2 separate regions of the Mus musculus genome follow, and region 2 is linked to region 1. A link is a contact called in ENCODE Hi-C or POLR2A ChIA-PET data. All regions are on one chromosome and are shown on one strand. The core of a region is the stretch at or near the end of the contact, and the rest is flanking DNA. Distances in the headings are between cores, read along the strand shown.

The links. A loop is a pair of places that touch in the nucleus more often than their neighbours do. ChIA-PET counts read pairs that join two places held with the same protein, here RNA polymerase II (POLR2A).
Region 2: a loop to region 1 is called in a map of heart, with 3 times the contacts of the local background. The contact joins the promoter of Reep3 here to the enhancer-like site in region 1. A Hi-C loop is called at or near these places in 9 of 37 maps with a recorded cell type or tissue (gastrocnemius, heart and left cerebral cortex). POLR2A ChIA-PET finds 5 or more read pairs at or near these places in 4 of 5 experiments (all embryonic stem cell).

The regions. Positions count from the first base shown.
Region 1 is chr10:67,054,596-67,062,075 of GRCm38, reverse strand. The region is part of intron 2 of Reep3 (receptor accessory protein 3); the gene reads left to right. Among named protein-coding and RNA genes, the nearest start is that of Reep3, 39 kb to the left of the region's middle. Within about 2 kb of position 5,482, at least 3 of the 3 ENCODE cell types and tissues checked have a DNase peak (open chromatin) inside an H3K27ac peak, as active enhancers do; they include gastrocnemius, heart and left cerebral cortex, where a contact is called at or near this core.
Region 2 is chr10:67,092,515-67,100,315 of GRCm38, reverse strand. It overlaps Reep3 (receptor accessory protein 3), which reads left to right and starts at 3,328. Exons shown (of 8, transcript NM_178606.5): 1 at 3,328-3,526. The coding sequence starts at 3,495. It also overlaps a transcript of Jmjd1c not described here.

The DNA of each region.
Region 1 (7,480 bases), core at 4,233-6,732:
TATAACAGAGTATTAGCATACACTTCCTTGCTGGCGAGTCCTGGCGTAGGTTTCTGTTTTGGCAGAGTACATTTCCAGACAATAACAAATGTGTACCTTGGGCAGTTAATCAAAAGAAATAAGCACCCAGTACTGAGATAACTCACATCAATAACTGTGGCACTTTTAAAAAAAAAAAATCTGTTTGAGGGAGCCAGAATATCCATTTCAAAAACAAGCAGTCTGATTGCACTTAGAACTTGCACAGTTGCCCTGCAGACAACAGACACCATTCTCTTTCCAGCTCTCCTCCATCTAAAATGAAACGGAGGCCCATTAGGCGTCTGCCCCTCCCCCACCCACTTCTCCCTGGAGAGTTCCCTTAAAAGGAATCTTAGAGTGAGTATGACCTGTTGGGATTGGCTTCTCCTGGCTGCCGAGCTGTGTTCTAGGTCCATCCGTGTTTTTGCATGTTTCAGTGTTCCCTGTGTTCAGTGGGTCCTGATGGTTGGAACAGTGCTCCATTGTATTGGTGAAACCAAACAATGGCTTGTTTATCTGCTCATCCGCTGACAGACATCTGAATTGTTCTGCTTCTGTCTTTTGGCTCTTACGAATAACGCTGGCACGGACATGCCCGTGAGCATCTGTCTAAGTGCCTGTTTTGGGCTCTCGGAGGTGTATAACTGTGGCTCTTTGTAAGGACTTTGGATGGCAGCCTTGCCATCCAGCCCGGCGTGTGATCACAAAGATCAGAAATCCAGGCTTGATTCTTGAGTCTCTCTGCAGGTATTTGAGGTTGCATAGAGCCAGTGGCTGAAACTTTCATAATGAACCTATTCAACATTTACAGCCACATTTCTCTTTCATATAAGGCCAGTTTTTGTAATGACGTGCGAGTACACATAGACCCACACACCGCAGTTATAATGGTGGGATACGTTTATGAGAGGTGAAGAAGTTAGTTGGGTGAGCTCTGGAGTTTTTAAATCCTTTTATGATACAGATCTCTTGGATCCAGGGCTGGGAAAATAGTCTTAAGACATGGAAGCATATTAAGTCATACTAATTTAAATTCATTTTATAAGTAGCTTGAAGGGGCATATTTCAATAGGTGCCGTAATAAATATTTCAAGTGCCGTGTTATACTACTGGCTTATATTAGTTTTTAAAACAACACTTGCTTTCCGTTTCCAGGATTTCTCAAGCTGCCTGTGGTGAAGGACCTGTATGGTTATGTTTGCTTTGTGTTTCGTGGTCCTGGGGATGAACCAGTTTGGTTTTGGTTCCCCTGGAAGTCATTTACCATTACTGTTGTAAAAATACAATGGAAATGAGCCCCTAGTAAAACAAAGATGCAAAACCCCAGAGACATATGAGTGTAACACTGATTATTATTCATTTCTATGGACATGAAATACCGCTCGCTCTACTGTGTAATTCTTTACTTGGAATCCTCTTTCCAATAGCAAAAATGTATGAATAACCCCTCATCTATAAAGTGCCATGAGACTATGAGCCATGGGGTATACTACTGGCCAGACCTTAATAAATGGAAGCTCCTTTATAGTGTGTACTCAGCGGGATCTTTCTCTGATTCTAGCTAACTGTACGGTTGAAGAACTGGGTGGTCTATCTTTCAGCTATGGGCTCGTCTCACCTAAAGCATTCCAGGGCCCGTTGTAGAAGCCCAGGCCTGCAGTCCTAGCACTCTGGAAGATGAGGCAGGAGAATCACTGAAGACTTGAGGTTAGCCTGGACTACAGAATGAAGAGACTCTATGTGTCTCAAATAGAAAATAGATAGGTAGACAGACAGATAGATAGATGCCCTGTCCCAGGTAGATTGACAAGGAGACGAGCAAGCAGATAGGTAGGTGGGTAGATAGACACAGACTCAGTATCGCAGATGGATGGATGGATAAGTAAGTAGGTAGATAGGGAGATAGATAGTATGTAGATAGATACATAGATACATATATACATAGATGGGTAGATACATACATGCATACATACATACATACTAGACAGGCAGATAGATACATAGATACATACATACAGATATATACAAACATAATAGATACATACATACAGATACATACACACATACATAATAGATACATATATAATAGATAGATAGATAGATAGATAGATAGATAGATAGATAGATAGATAGATAAAGACAAATAGGTAAGCAGATAGGAGGGTAGGTAGATAGGTAGACCAAAGAGCAAGCTAAATGGACAGCAATAAGAATATAAAAGTATTAGGGAAGCATAAATAAATTACCTATACGTATAAATGAATACTAAAAAAATGTATATTTAGAGGTTGATCTAATTATAAAACAATGATTACTCCACTTTCACTATGCATCAGGTTTTTTGTGTTATCCTTTTCTCTTCTTTTCCTTTCCTTTCTTTTAGAAACATGGTTTCAAGTAGCCTATACTGGCCTCTAACTCACTAAGTAGCGAGCTGAGGCTGGCCTTAAACACCTGATCCTCCTGTCTCTCTATTCCAAGTTCTAAGATCAAAGGCATGTGTCCCCACACTCAGCTCCACTTGAAAATGTAACTTCATCTGCTTTATTCCCTTAATAACACACTCAGATATTTATTATTGGGTTATTTGAACATGTAAGACAATTAGAGATAACATGCTTCTGAAATTTTAATTCTCCCTCATGTGCTAAAAATAACTTAGCCTGCATAAGAGAATCCATTAAATTCAAAACTCCTGTTTTGAAAATACAGTGAGTGATAAAAGTGAACAGGTACTGAACTGGGAGGCCAAACCTACTCCATCTTGGGACCGGCCTCTATCATAAAGGAAAAAAAAAAAAAAAAAACTGAGATTTTTGACCTGCAATAGAACCCAAGCTACACCCACATACCACAGCTCAGCTAGTCCACTGTCTGAGTTCCTCCCTAGCTACTTCCAACAACAGTTAATCAAAGATTAATCTGATTGTTTCAGATGCACTTTCAGACTGTTTGTGATTGTCTTACCTCAGAGCACCCCCCTGTCGACTTACAGTAGACATTCAGTTAGGTACTTGCCAGGATAGACACCCCCCTCCCTTACTTCCATTTCCTATAAAACCTTGTCCTGCTGAGGGTTGAGGCTGCTCCACTTTCCCTTCCCATCCTGCTGTGTCGGGGTTGGGTTGGAAGAGAGCCCAAGCTTGTAATAAAGAGACCCTAATGTTCTTACATGGAAAACGGCTGCTTAGTGGTCTTTTGGGGTTCACGAATGCTTCCTGGCACAACAAAACCAGGAAGGAATAGAATACATCATTGAAGACCTCCGTCACTCACTCGTCTAACAGCAAGACTCTGAGAAACCAAGCTTGAGGTGCAGTGTGTGCATCCCCTGGAATGAGGGATGAGTGCTTAATTACTCCCCACAAATTTCAGAGCACTTCTGCATATCACCATGTCGAGCTGCTGCTCGTCCCAGCCACCACACTACTCTAGATGGAAAGCCACAAAATATTTAATCCCAGACATCCCTAGAGTTCAGAAATGTAGAATGGGTCCACTTGGCTGTGTTCCCTCCCAAGGCTCTGGTTCCCGTGGAAGATCTGTCGTTCAGAGCTGGAAGCTGCCCACATTCCTTGGCTTGAGGCTCAGTCCCTGTGTCTTTGCAGCCAAGAGCTCGGGGCTGAGATCTTTGGATGCCGCCAGCACTGGGCTTTTAGCCTTCTGCCTCCTCCTTCCTCTTGTATGGTCCTTCATGAACGACTGGGCCCACCCCACACCCCCCAAGGTTGTCTGATCCTTGGCCTTAATTCCATCTGCCGCCTTATTTTCTCTTTCTCATATAGCCTAATATACTTAAATTTTGTAGGAATTAAAACAGGGATCTATTCCCAGGAAAGGAGGCAGCATTCTACCAACCCCAATAATATCCAGCCAGACTCGTGTTTGCTGTCCATTCACCCTGGAGGACCTTGTAGGACAGCATGAGTCCACACCAGAACTCCTGGGTTTCTAATCACTCTGCTCTACCGTGCTGCCGTTGTTGTTGTTGTTGTTGTTGTTGTTGTTGTTGTTGTTGAGACAGGGAGCTCTGTGTAGCTCTGGCTGCCCTAGAACTTTCTGTGTGCACCTGACTGGCCTTGAACTCATAGAGCTCCGCCTGCCTCTGTGTCCCAGGTACTGGGATGAAAGGGAGTGCACACCATGCCCAGCCCCAACAGTGCTCCTGTTTTTAAAAGCAAAGGTGATGGAACAGGAGAGAAGTCACATGAGATGGCACACGACCTAGATTCTGTCAGTAGCTCACATCCCTGATTCCATTCCAGGCGATTCAGTAACTACTGCTGAACTCCAAGAGCACCAGGCAGGCATACAGTACACATCAGACAAAACATTCGTACACATAAAATAATGGAAATAAATATCTAAATTTTTTTTAACATAGGTGACATTCTAACTCCACATAAAAATTGGGGCAGCTTTCATTACCGGCCAGTGACCATTCTTGGGATTAATTTACACTTTGGGGGCCACAGTGATTTGGCTATTTTTTAGCAAGGCATTGAGGCAGGACCTCTAAGCTCTCAGATCAACTGTGAACTGAGAGGTTAAAAATTTTTGATAGGGGCTGGAGAGATGGCTCACCCATTAAAGGCTAGGCTCACAACCAAAAATTTCCATAGGGCTGGCCCTGGCTTAATCCCAATGCTCAGGAGGCAGAGGCAGGCAGATCTCTGAGTTGGAGGCCAGCCAGGTCTACAGAGACAGTTCTAGGACAGCCAGGGCTACACAGAGCAACCCTGAGTCAAAAAAAAAAAAAAAAAAAATTAGAAAGTATTTGAAAGTCCTGTAAAAAATTGGAAGAGAAAAAAAAATCTTAATAGCCCTTATTTTCTCTGAGAGCAGGACATTAATACAGTGTTCTTGTGTTCACCTAAATTTCACCAAATAGAGCCATCCTGTTTAAACTGGTCCTGCCATGTTTGGCAGATCTGTAGACTCACTTTATTTTTTTTCCTGTGGAAGTTTCTTAGCAGTAGTAAACCTCTTTGCATGTCTGTGTTCTGATCTCAATATCTCTTTATGCTGCCCGGTACTGTATCCCTTAATGTCTGTCTCCTACCATAGGAAGGGTTTGGCTACTTTAATTGTACTATTCGATACCTAGAACATAGTTGGTATAAAGTAATTAGTCAGAACTTTGAATAAATGAACTTGTAAGACAGAAAAGCTGGCTTCTCGGTGCTTGCAGAATGCTACATTCTGTGCATTGCAAGAGCCTGTATGTGTTCCTGGAGGACCGATCTGTTTCCTCAGCTTGAATTCTGCCGGGTTAGGGCACGTACAAGCCCATTCTCAACGCTTATCCCCAAACCCAGCGTCTTTGTGATAGTTAGTCCTGACCTAAATTCTGCTGATATCTACTTCAAAAGCACGTTCTGAAAGCAAACATTTTGGACTCATTTACTTCTTCCCACCCTAACTACTACCACTCCCCCAAAGCCTGCAAACGGCAGGTTGCACCTGATAAAACAGATGCCGTGTGCAAATCAAAACAAACGGGAGAGCTCTGTGTGTTTTGGCAGCGTTCCTTTCTTCCTTTGCCTATTTTTAAAGCTGAGCTTTCCTGGGATATAATTTCCTGTATGGTGTGGCTGATATGGCCTACTTAGATGCTCACAGCCTTGCAGTAATTGAAATGCAAGCTTACTGGAGATTTAATAGGGTTTTTGCAAAGTTTTCCAGGCTCATACATCTTAAAGATTCCAAAATATGAGAGTGTTTACTTCCAAGTCGTGTGTAATTGCTGTAGCTTTTCTAGGAAACCGGTTTTCTTATTCTAAGAATACTGGAGAGTGCAGCAAGGAAAGACGGGCTAAACAGTACTTGAAAGTTAAAATCAGACATTTGGGCCTGAGATTTACTGTGAACAAGGAACAAAGGAGGGACAGGCCTTTGGGAGATGACTTATTAAAAGGCCCAGCAATGACTCTAGTCCTCTGTTGAGTTTCCAACGTGACCTCATTTTTCACTGACTGTGGGGGTGATAGGAATGAGCATAGGGACCAGGGCCTCGCTCTAGAGTGCCTGTCATTCAGTGACAGCAGAAGCTGTCTGTAGTTTGAGGGTGGGGGCTAAAGGGAGAATCATACTAAAGAGCTGTGTTACTCCTTCCCAGCACCCTCTGCCTGGTAAAGGAAGCACGGATTTCCACTGACCTACACAAGTGTTCTGGGTACCTCATGACGGGAATCCAAACGTTCGTCCCAGGGAAAGGATGTAGCGAGCATATTGTTAGAATGTCTTCCTGGTGTGGACAAAGCTCTGGATTTGAACATAACACTCAATATAACAACAACTATAGTGATACGTCATTTGGTTCAAAGATTTCAGTATGGAAAGTTTATTGATGGGGCTGGAGAGATGGCTCCGTGGTTAAGAGCAGTGGTGGTTCTTCTAGGAGTCCTGAGTTCAATTCCCAGCAACAACATGGTGGCTCACAACCATCTGTAATGGGATCTGAAGTCTTCTTCTGGTGTGTCTGAAGACAGAGACAGTGTACTCATATACATAAAATAAATTAATTAATCTTTTTTTTAAAGTTTACTGATTAAGGTGAGCTTTTTTTTTTAAGAAAATTAGTTTTTATCAGCCACATGCTTATCTGTTTGTTTACATTCTGATTGGACACTTTTGGCAAGGAGGGGAAGCGTGATCCCCTAAAATGTTGTCCAGGCTAGCCTCAAACTCTGATCCTCCTGCCTTAATCTCCCAAGTAGCAGAAACAATAGGCATGTACCACCAGGCACAGCCTGATCTATGTTTAGTTCTTACGTTTAGACAATAGGTTGTTACAAGAGGTTCACCTTGAAAAGACACTCAACCACTGTGCCCTGGGTTCTCTCTCTTTCTGGGACCCACTTTATGGAAGGAGAACGCCAGCTCCCCCCAGCTCTCTCTACCTTCCACAAGGACACTAGCATGTACATGCACACACACACAAACACACACAGAGTAAATAATTTCATTGTTTTAATAAGATTTTTCAGAGGCATCCCTGTGAAACATGTATATTCTAACATCTATACCCAGATTTTCAAATTGGCTTGGTGATAGTGTTGTTGGTGAATTATTCTATTACTCTGCCTCCAAATACTATGACATTGGTTCCCAACCTCTGGGTCAAGACCCTTTCACAAGGGTCACATATCAGGTATCCTGCCTGTCAGATATTTACAGTGTGGTTCATAACAGTAGCAAGATTACAGTTATGAAGTAGCAATGAAAATAATTGTATGGTTGTGGAGTCACCACAACATGAGGGACTGTATTAAAGTGTCTCAGCATTAGGAAGGCTGAGAACCACTCTTCTGTAGTATCAAATAAGTCACATAATTAGCATTCACGTATTAAGTCTGATTTGATAGAAAATGGGTCTAAAGCAACACATGCTACTTTTTCAGCTCTTAAAAATTATTTTTAAATTGAGTATTAGCTGCTAGAATGAATATCTTTAGTT
Region 2 (7,801 bases), core at 2,079-4,578, 40 kb before region 1:
AGCCTACCTACACTGCTTCCCACCAAGGCTGAGCTCAATATCCACAGTGGTCCTGGCACAGCACCATGAAGGATGCACTGCACACACAGCATACAAACACTGATGAAATGTATAAACAAACAAAGCTTTAAATATTTCCCTAGCTTCTATGTGGAATGAGAGGAAGCATGCCAAGTAAGGCCACATTATAAAAGCTACTCGAGTAGGCTCAGTGGTTAAAGGTGATTGCTGCTCAACCATGAAGGCCAGAGTTCCAACCCCAGCAACCCCACCCCACCCACATCACTGCCCAGCCCCATAAGCTGGACTTGGTTATCCATGTTCTTTTTTTTTTTTAAAGATTTATTTATTATATGTAAGTACACTGTAGCTGTCTTCAGACAGTCCAGAAGAGGGTGTCAGATCTCATTACAGATGGTTATGAACCACCATGTGGTGGCTGGGATTTGAATTCAGGACCTTTGGAAGAACAGTCAGTGCTCTTAACTGCTGAGCCATCTCTCCAGCCCCTGTTCTTATAATAACCCCAGTGTGTGGGGTGAGGGGCAGAGTCGGGAGAGTTAGTTGGGTTTGCAGGGTACCAGCCTAGCTGAAAACATGAATTCTCCAAGGTCAGAGTAACCCTACCTCCAAGGAATAAGGCAGAGCAGCAGAGGATAGGATATGCCTGACACCCTCTGGCCTTCATTTGGTGCAAGGAGCACAGGCAACTGTGTGCGCGTGCGTGCACACACACACACACACACACACACACACACACACACACTGCTGAGCAGAAGATACCGTATTCCCTTTTCTCACATAAGGCTATAGCATCATCTTACACACTGAAGCATATATCTAATAGCCATCAATTAGCAGATCTCAAGTATCTGAGGTCCAGTAACAAACAGCAAGCAGCCACCTCTAAAAGCTGGGCGCTTTCCACAAGAGGCTCCTCCTAGGATTGACCGACTCTTATGTAGGTCAATAGTTCTCAGCCGTATCAGTTTCCGAGTGGCCCTCCGGTTAACACGCTGCCATAATGAGACGCACCGAGCAACCCCCTTGTACAGGCAACTCCAAACAAATCCATCTATCTAGATAAACCAGTAAAGTGGAAAGGGGAAATAAAAATAAGTTACACAAAGGCCCGTCAGCATATGGATGCTGGGACAAAATGATTAGGAACTGGACGTGACTGCCTTGCAAACCTGCTGAGGACTCCATGTGACACAACTATCAAAAACGTCTAATCAAGTGGTGAACACAACCTTCCCTTCTCGTTTACACAACAGGAGTGTGCAGAGACAGAGACAAGAAACTTCAGTCACGGTTAAAACTGTGACTTTATAAAGTGGAAATTTCAGGCTCTGACGATGACAAATATCACAGGAATGACAAGCATGATCTTCCTAAACCAGGAAGGACACAGGAACAGTCTTTGTTCAGGATGTCCCCCACACAGCACAGAGTGCAGCATCCCCAGACCCATCCCCACCTGCTTGCTAGTGGTTAATGCCAGTCACAACAACGAAGAAAAGCAGCTTGCTAATTTTTAATTTTCCCCCTGGACTAACCAACTCACACCCAACTCAGGTATGACTCAAAAGTACTGGAGTTCAGCTCCATTACCTATGAACCATGGGGATCACTGGCTACAGAGTTAAGTTCTCTAAACCTCCGTTTCCATGGTACCAAGGAGAATCAACACTCCAGGGCTGTCTGGGGCGGCAGGATGACTCAACAACACTGTAGCAACCCAGGGTAGGTAGGTGGTTTACAACCCGTGGCTTTTTGAAATAGGAACAAGGGGGCTGTGTCCTGCAAACAATAACAAGAGCCATCACCTCTGCAAAACAGGCAGAAGAGACTAAATGCGGAGGGGTGAAAGGAGTCCAGAAACTTAAGGGATAAATTATGAGGGAGGGTGGGGGGCAGGGAATTGGGGGGGGGGGATTTAAGAGGTCAGAAAGGTAGAGAATGGGAAATAAAGCATCCAAGAAAAAGATGCAATTCAGTCAAGGGCACGAAAACACACCTTAGCTCAGGAAAGAGAGGAGGGGAAAGATATGTTAAGGATGAGGAACGAAAGGCTGTAAATAAAGACATTACAAGACCGCTCTGCCCATGGAAGGACATGAAAGGACAAGGAAGGTATGTGCCAGAAAAACTGCTGCTTAGAGGGCAAGCACATCTCCCCAGTAACGCTGAACAATGGTCAAACTAAATAAACCAGGACAAACGCAATCACCGCAGCCCCTGAAATAAAAACACACATTCTTAATGTAAATAAGCAAAAAAAAAAAAAAAAAAAGGAACGGAAGAGCAGAAAGCAGCGGAGGACTTCTCTTCCTGGTTCTGTGGAAGGAAACCCCGCAGGCCTCCACCTCCTCCACAGTGCTGGGATCACAAGAGCTCACCACCATCCCTCCCCTGCTGCTTTCTTTCATGGCCAAAATTCTTCTTAATTTATAGGCCTCATGAACTACAAGGCACTCATGGTAACCTATCCCTGTCCCTTGATACCATCCCAGGCAAATCCGACTCCTTCCTAAACACATTAATTAGCAATACCTTACATCATCCTTGAAAAGCAGGAGGTAAGCAAGAGTATTATTAGCCTCTTTTTATTATGGGGAAACTGGGGAACAAAAAGATTAAATTACAGTACGTCCCAAAATGAGCCATCATATTTTCTAGGACTTTAATTAAAGGCTCCAAACACCACATTACAGACATTATTCTTTCTAGCTTAGAGAACTTTTACTATTGCTTCCACCAGGGGACCAAGAAAAAAAAACACCTACAGTAACTTAAAAGGTCAGCTTAAAATTTTGGACAGTGTTAAGAGGTAACACACACGCGCGCGCGCGTGACGGAAAAAAAAAATAAGGACACTTGTAAACAGCACCACGGGTCGGAAATCCTGGGTCCACGTTTTAGGCTGTGGGGCAGGCAAGACAGACAGGAGTTGGCTGACGCTGATGGAAAAGGTGCCCCAAGGGGCCCAGAACAGCCTCGCCATCCCTGCAAACCCATCACTCCAAACGTGACCCCCGACGCTCTCCCTTGGCCCCTGCATTGCACCACGAGCCTCGCCGTGCCAACCCAGGCCTGTGGTAGGCCCTGGCTGCCGAGCCTCGGTGAGCACCGGAGCCGCACCTAGCCAGACACTTCACAATCCCGGCTTCCCCCGCCCCCGGCCTCGGCTCCCACGCGCTCTCACCGCCCGCCCGGAGTCCCCCGGCCCGGGGAAGCGAGGTGACCGCGCAGCTCGGTGGAGCGCAGCGCCCGCGGGGTCCCGGAGCCGCCGCCTATCAGCGGAGCGCAGGGGCGGGGCCGGCAGGGCCGGCGGGGCCGCGGGCGGGGGCGGACGGGCGGGGGACCGGGCTCCGGGCGGCTCCGGGCACCGCGCGCACACACCGGGCCGGCTCCCGAGGGCGCCAGCGCGGCCCCGGGGAGCGCGAGCGGGGAGCGCGCGGCCTGCGGTCAGCGGCCCATCGGCCGAAAAGATGGTGTCCTGGATGATCTCCCGAGCCGTGGTGTAAGTACGGGCGGGGAAGACGCTTGGGGCCCGGTTGCCGGAGCCAAGCTCACGGGCCGCGGCCTGCTCACCCGTGTCCCAGTCGCTGCGGGGCTCCGGGGCGGCGGCGGCGTTGGGAGCAGCAGGGCGCGGGCGAACGGACTGGCAGGCGGTGGGCTCTGCTCCGTGGAGCCGCTCCCCGGCGCGCGGCGGGCTCTGCTCGGCTTCTCCTCGGCCTCCCCTCCGCTCCTCGGCTACGCGGCAGGCGCTGCTCCGCTCCTCGGCTCCTCCGCTGCCCGGCGCTGCGCGCGGCGGGCTCTGCTCGGCTCCGCGGCGCGCTCCCGGCTGCGGCTCCCGCTCCCGCGGCCCGCGCTGCGCGGCACCGCCCTGCGCAGGCTCCGCCGACGCTGAGCGCGGGAGGCCGGCGGGACTCCGGATGCGCCCGAGCCTTTGTCACCAGGTCTACCGCGTTGCGGTGTCTGTCCGCGGCGCACGCCGCTTGGTCACGTGTAGGAGGAGGAGAGATCGGTGTCAGAGCCCGGGCTGCAGAGTCTTGCTCAGGGGTCCCGAGGTGACCTGGGAAAGAGCCTGCGCTAGAAAGGTCGGGCAAACGCTGACCGTGGAGGGCCGTGGGTGGGAAGAAATGTTTGCAATGGAGAAGGCGCAGGTGCCAGTCCCCTTTGTTCGGGTCATCTCCTCAGTTCACTGATTGTGATACAAACGAGAGCTGCGGATGGGGAGAGGAGGGGGGAAAAGTTGAGATGTGTTGTTTAATCTGCAAAGGTATTTGAATACAAGTTAAACCGGTTCTCTTCCCATCTTTCACCTTACCCTGTGCGCTCTAAAGCAAAGTCACCAAATAAAGGGCCATAAATTAGGTAAAGCCTGGGGGCGGGAATTCATTATTCATGTAGCAGTAGTGTCATCTGAGTACCTTAATGAAATGTTTATATGAGGTTAACAGGCCTCGCTGATTAGCTTATAATTTGAAGGGAGAAAATGACATTACTTGGGCATTATTATTTTCACTACGGAGAAGGAGCTAATTTTTTTTTAACTTGCTTTTATTTCGTTTGGAAGTGAGCTAGGTAACCTAGTTTGCAATGCATTCAAAATTTGCTCTTTCATAAAATGTCCTTTAAAGCCTCTGAACTTCTTGTATTCATCTTAAAGCCACAAATAAATAAAGTTATGCCACGGGTGCCTTCAAATTATGTTTTGCCTCTTCCAAGGCAGTCTTCGGGTTTCCACATAATCCAGGCATACTTTCTTAACCTACCAGAAGTCCCTCCACTATTTTGGCCTAGCCCCTCAAATTAAATGCCCCATTAAAAAAACTGGGTTTGTCTTTTGATCTCTTAGACCATTTTCAATGATGGAAAATTATGGAACACCTTGAGTTTGCATTCATCAAATAAGATTTTTATTTTTTTAATTGGTGAAAGGAAGTATGTTTAGTGCTACGCTACCTCCAATACAAAGGTCAGTACCACGTAGGAGATCTTAATGGGACACACATTTCACATCCACAGATATCTACTGTACAGGTCAGAATGTCAGGTCTTATGAGGGTTATACCTGGTGTAATACCCAGTGTTAGACAAGGAAGAAATTATCTGTGGTTGGAGCGTCATCAAAGAAGGCAAAAGAGATTACGTTCATAATAGACCTTGAGGAATGAACCCGATCTAGACCGCCAAAGAGGAAGAAGGAAAAGATTTCTGATAGGTGGACTGGTGTAAACCAGAGCTGGGGTAGATTACAGAGTGAGAGCCAGAAAAGCAGGAAGAGAAAGAGAGGCCATTGTTTTATGAAGACTTTTATAATCCCAGAAACACTGAGTCCAGTACTGAAGGAAGGATGCGCTCCTGCTCGGTCAGCCTGTGGAGTTGAAGGTCTGGGGTGAAGGGGAAGCATGCAAATGTGACTTTTTTTTTTAAAGGTCATTAAAACATGTATTAATCAGGAGTCAAGAAATGTGTTTCGTGAACTTCGGGTCCAGCACATTTGTCGAGGAACATCTGTGTGTGTGTTTCCATCTGCGCTTGGGTTATCTCTAAATGTAAAAGCTGTCCTAATAGCTACACAAACCTAGATACTTGCTCCGCACTGTGAAATAGAATTTGTTTGTGTATCTCCTTCTTCACCTACTGAAATGCCCAGCTGGGCCTAAACAAGGTCAGACAGTTTCCTCAGCCCGAGCCTTTGGAGGTACCATCAAGGACAAGGGACCCTATCTAAACCTGAACTCCCAAGATTAAGGAGCAATTCTTTGCAGACCTTGAAGCATAACTCTGAGGACAAGAATGATACATTAGACTCAGACTCAGACTCCACTTAGTAGCTGTGTAGCCCCTCTGACTGTACTGAGCCCACCTGAGCTTAAGTTGCCTTTTTTTTTTTTAATTTATCGTTTTGGGTGGCCTTGGGGTAATGTGACAGAGGACAACCTGTGGGAGTCAGTTTGTTCCTTCCACCACGGGATTGGGTGAGCATAGGGACTTAGGCTTGACAAGCAAGCAGCGTCTCCTCATCTTCAATTGATTGTCACAACATCAACTTACTTAAAGCTCACAAGACCAATAAATGAGTGGTTTTTAATGGATTCCGTGTGTGAGCGTGGGGGGGGGGGGGGTGTCTGCCTGTACCTGGGTGTGCCTGAGTATATGTATGTGTACCACGCTTCTGCAGAAACCCTAAGAGGTCAGAATGTAATGTCAGATCCCATGAAACAGGAGATACAAGCAGTTGTGAGCTGCCATTTGAATCCTGGAACCAAAACCTGGGTCCTTGGCAGAAGTAAGTGCTATTAACCTCTGAACTAGTTCTCCAGGTGAGCAAATTTTAAGGAATGGTAACGTGAGCATACCTCATAATACTAAATTCATATACACTGCCCGTACCTCATATTCTGAAGGCACTGCTCACAGATTGAGGAAAGCCCACACACAAACACATCTTTCCCTAACTTTTCGTAGCTTCTGTGTTATAGCATTGTACACAAATCAAAACTCGAACCAGCTGGTCTGAATTTAAATATCAGTTCTACCACTGTGACTCGCCCCATAAGATAAGGCACATTCTCATATATAATGTCCACATGCAGCATCTAGTGGGTAGTAATTATTCCATAAGTGCCAGTAGCTGCTTTCAGAACAAAGAAGCACGGACTAGCCAAATACCTACATATTAAATTTTAGACTATATTTCATTTTCTTTTGTCCCCCCCTCTGAGCCTGTGTTTAGATATCAAAGTTATATATACAAAAGTTGTATACCATAATATTTTATAAGGAATGCTATAATTAATACAGGTGCAATTCTGCAGTGGGCATCTGTGGTGCTTTGAATTAAGCTTGACCCAGGGAGTAGCACTATTAGTAGTTGTGGCCTTGTTGGAGGAAGTATGTCACTGTGGGGGTGGGCTCTGAGGTTCTCCTCCTAGTTTCCGGTAGTCATTCATCTTCCTGTGGCCTTCAGAACAAGATGTAGAACTCTCAGCTAACCATATACCATGCCTGCCTGCATACTGTCACGCATCCAGCCTTGATGATAATGGATTGGACCTCTGACCTAGAGGTTCATCCTGTGGTATTTTGCTGAAAAAATGTGGCTGCTTTTTGCCTTTGTCTGAAGAGTCTGCCTGAGACTAAGTCTAAGGTAAAGAGAATCAACAACAAAGGAAATCTCAGAAAATCCCACCTCACAGAGACACACTTCTTCCAACAAGGTCACACATCCTAAAAGTATGACTCTCTGGGCCAAGCATATTCAAACCACCACAGCATCCTTCACAGACTTGCCTTGAGGAATTCCTTAGGAAAAGTACATGAGGAATATTTCTGAGTGAAACTTTATGTTTTCATGATCCTTGGCCTAAAACTGCAAAATTATTTACCAAAAAGTTATTCATGTCTTCTGTTACATCAACAAAGCACAAGAACTTTATCAAGATGCAGCCTGGCCGCCTGACAGTAGCAGCACATGCCTTTAATCCCAGCACTCAAGAGGTAGAGGCCTCCTTGTGAGTTCAAAGCTAGCCTGGTCAGAGTGAGTTCCAGGACACCCACAGCTACACAGAGAAACCCTGTCTTGGAAAACATAAACAAACAAACAAACAAATAAATGAGCAACCTGACAGTCTTATACTGGTGTTTTGTTTCCTAGTAATGTATGACAGGTCTTTTTTCTTTTGTATTTCATATCTTATTATCGAGGTTGAATAATTGCCCTAATATTTACTTATTAATTATCTCACTATTTAAACAATCTGTGTGTGCTTTGATCACTTCTGTG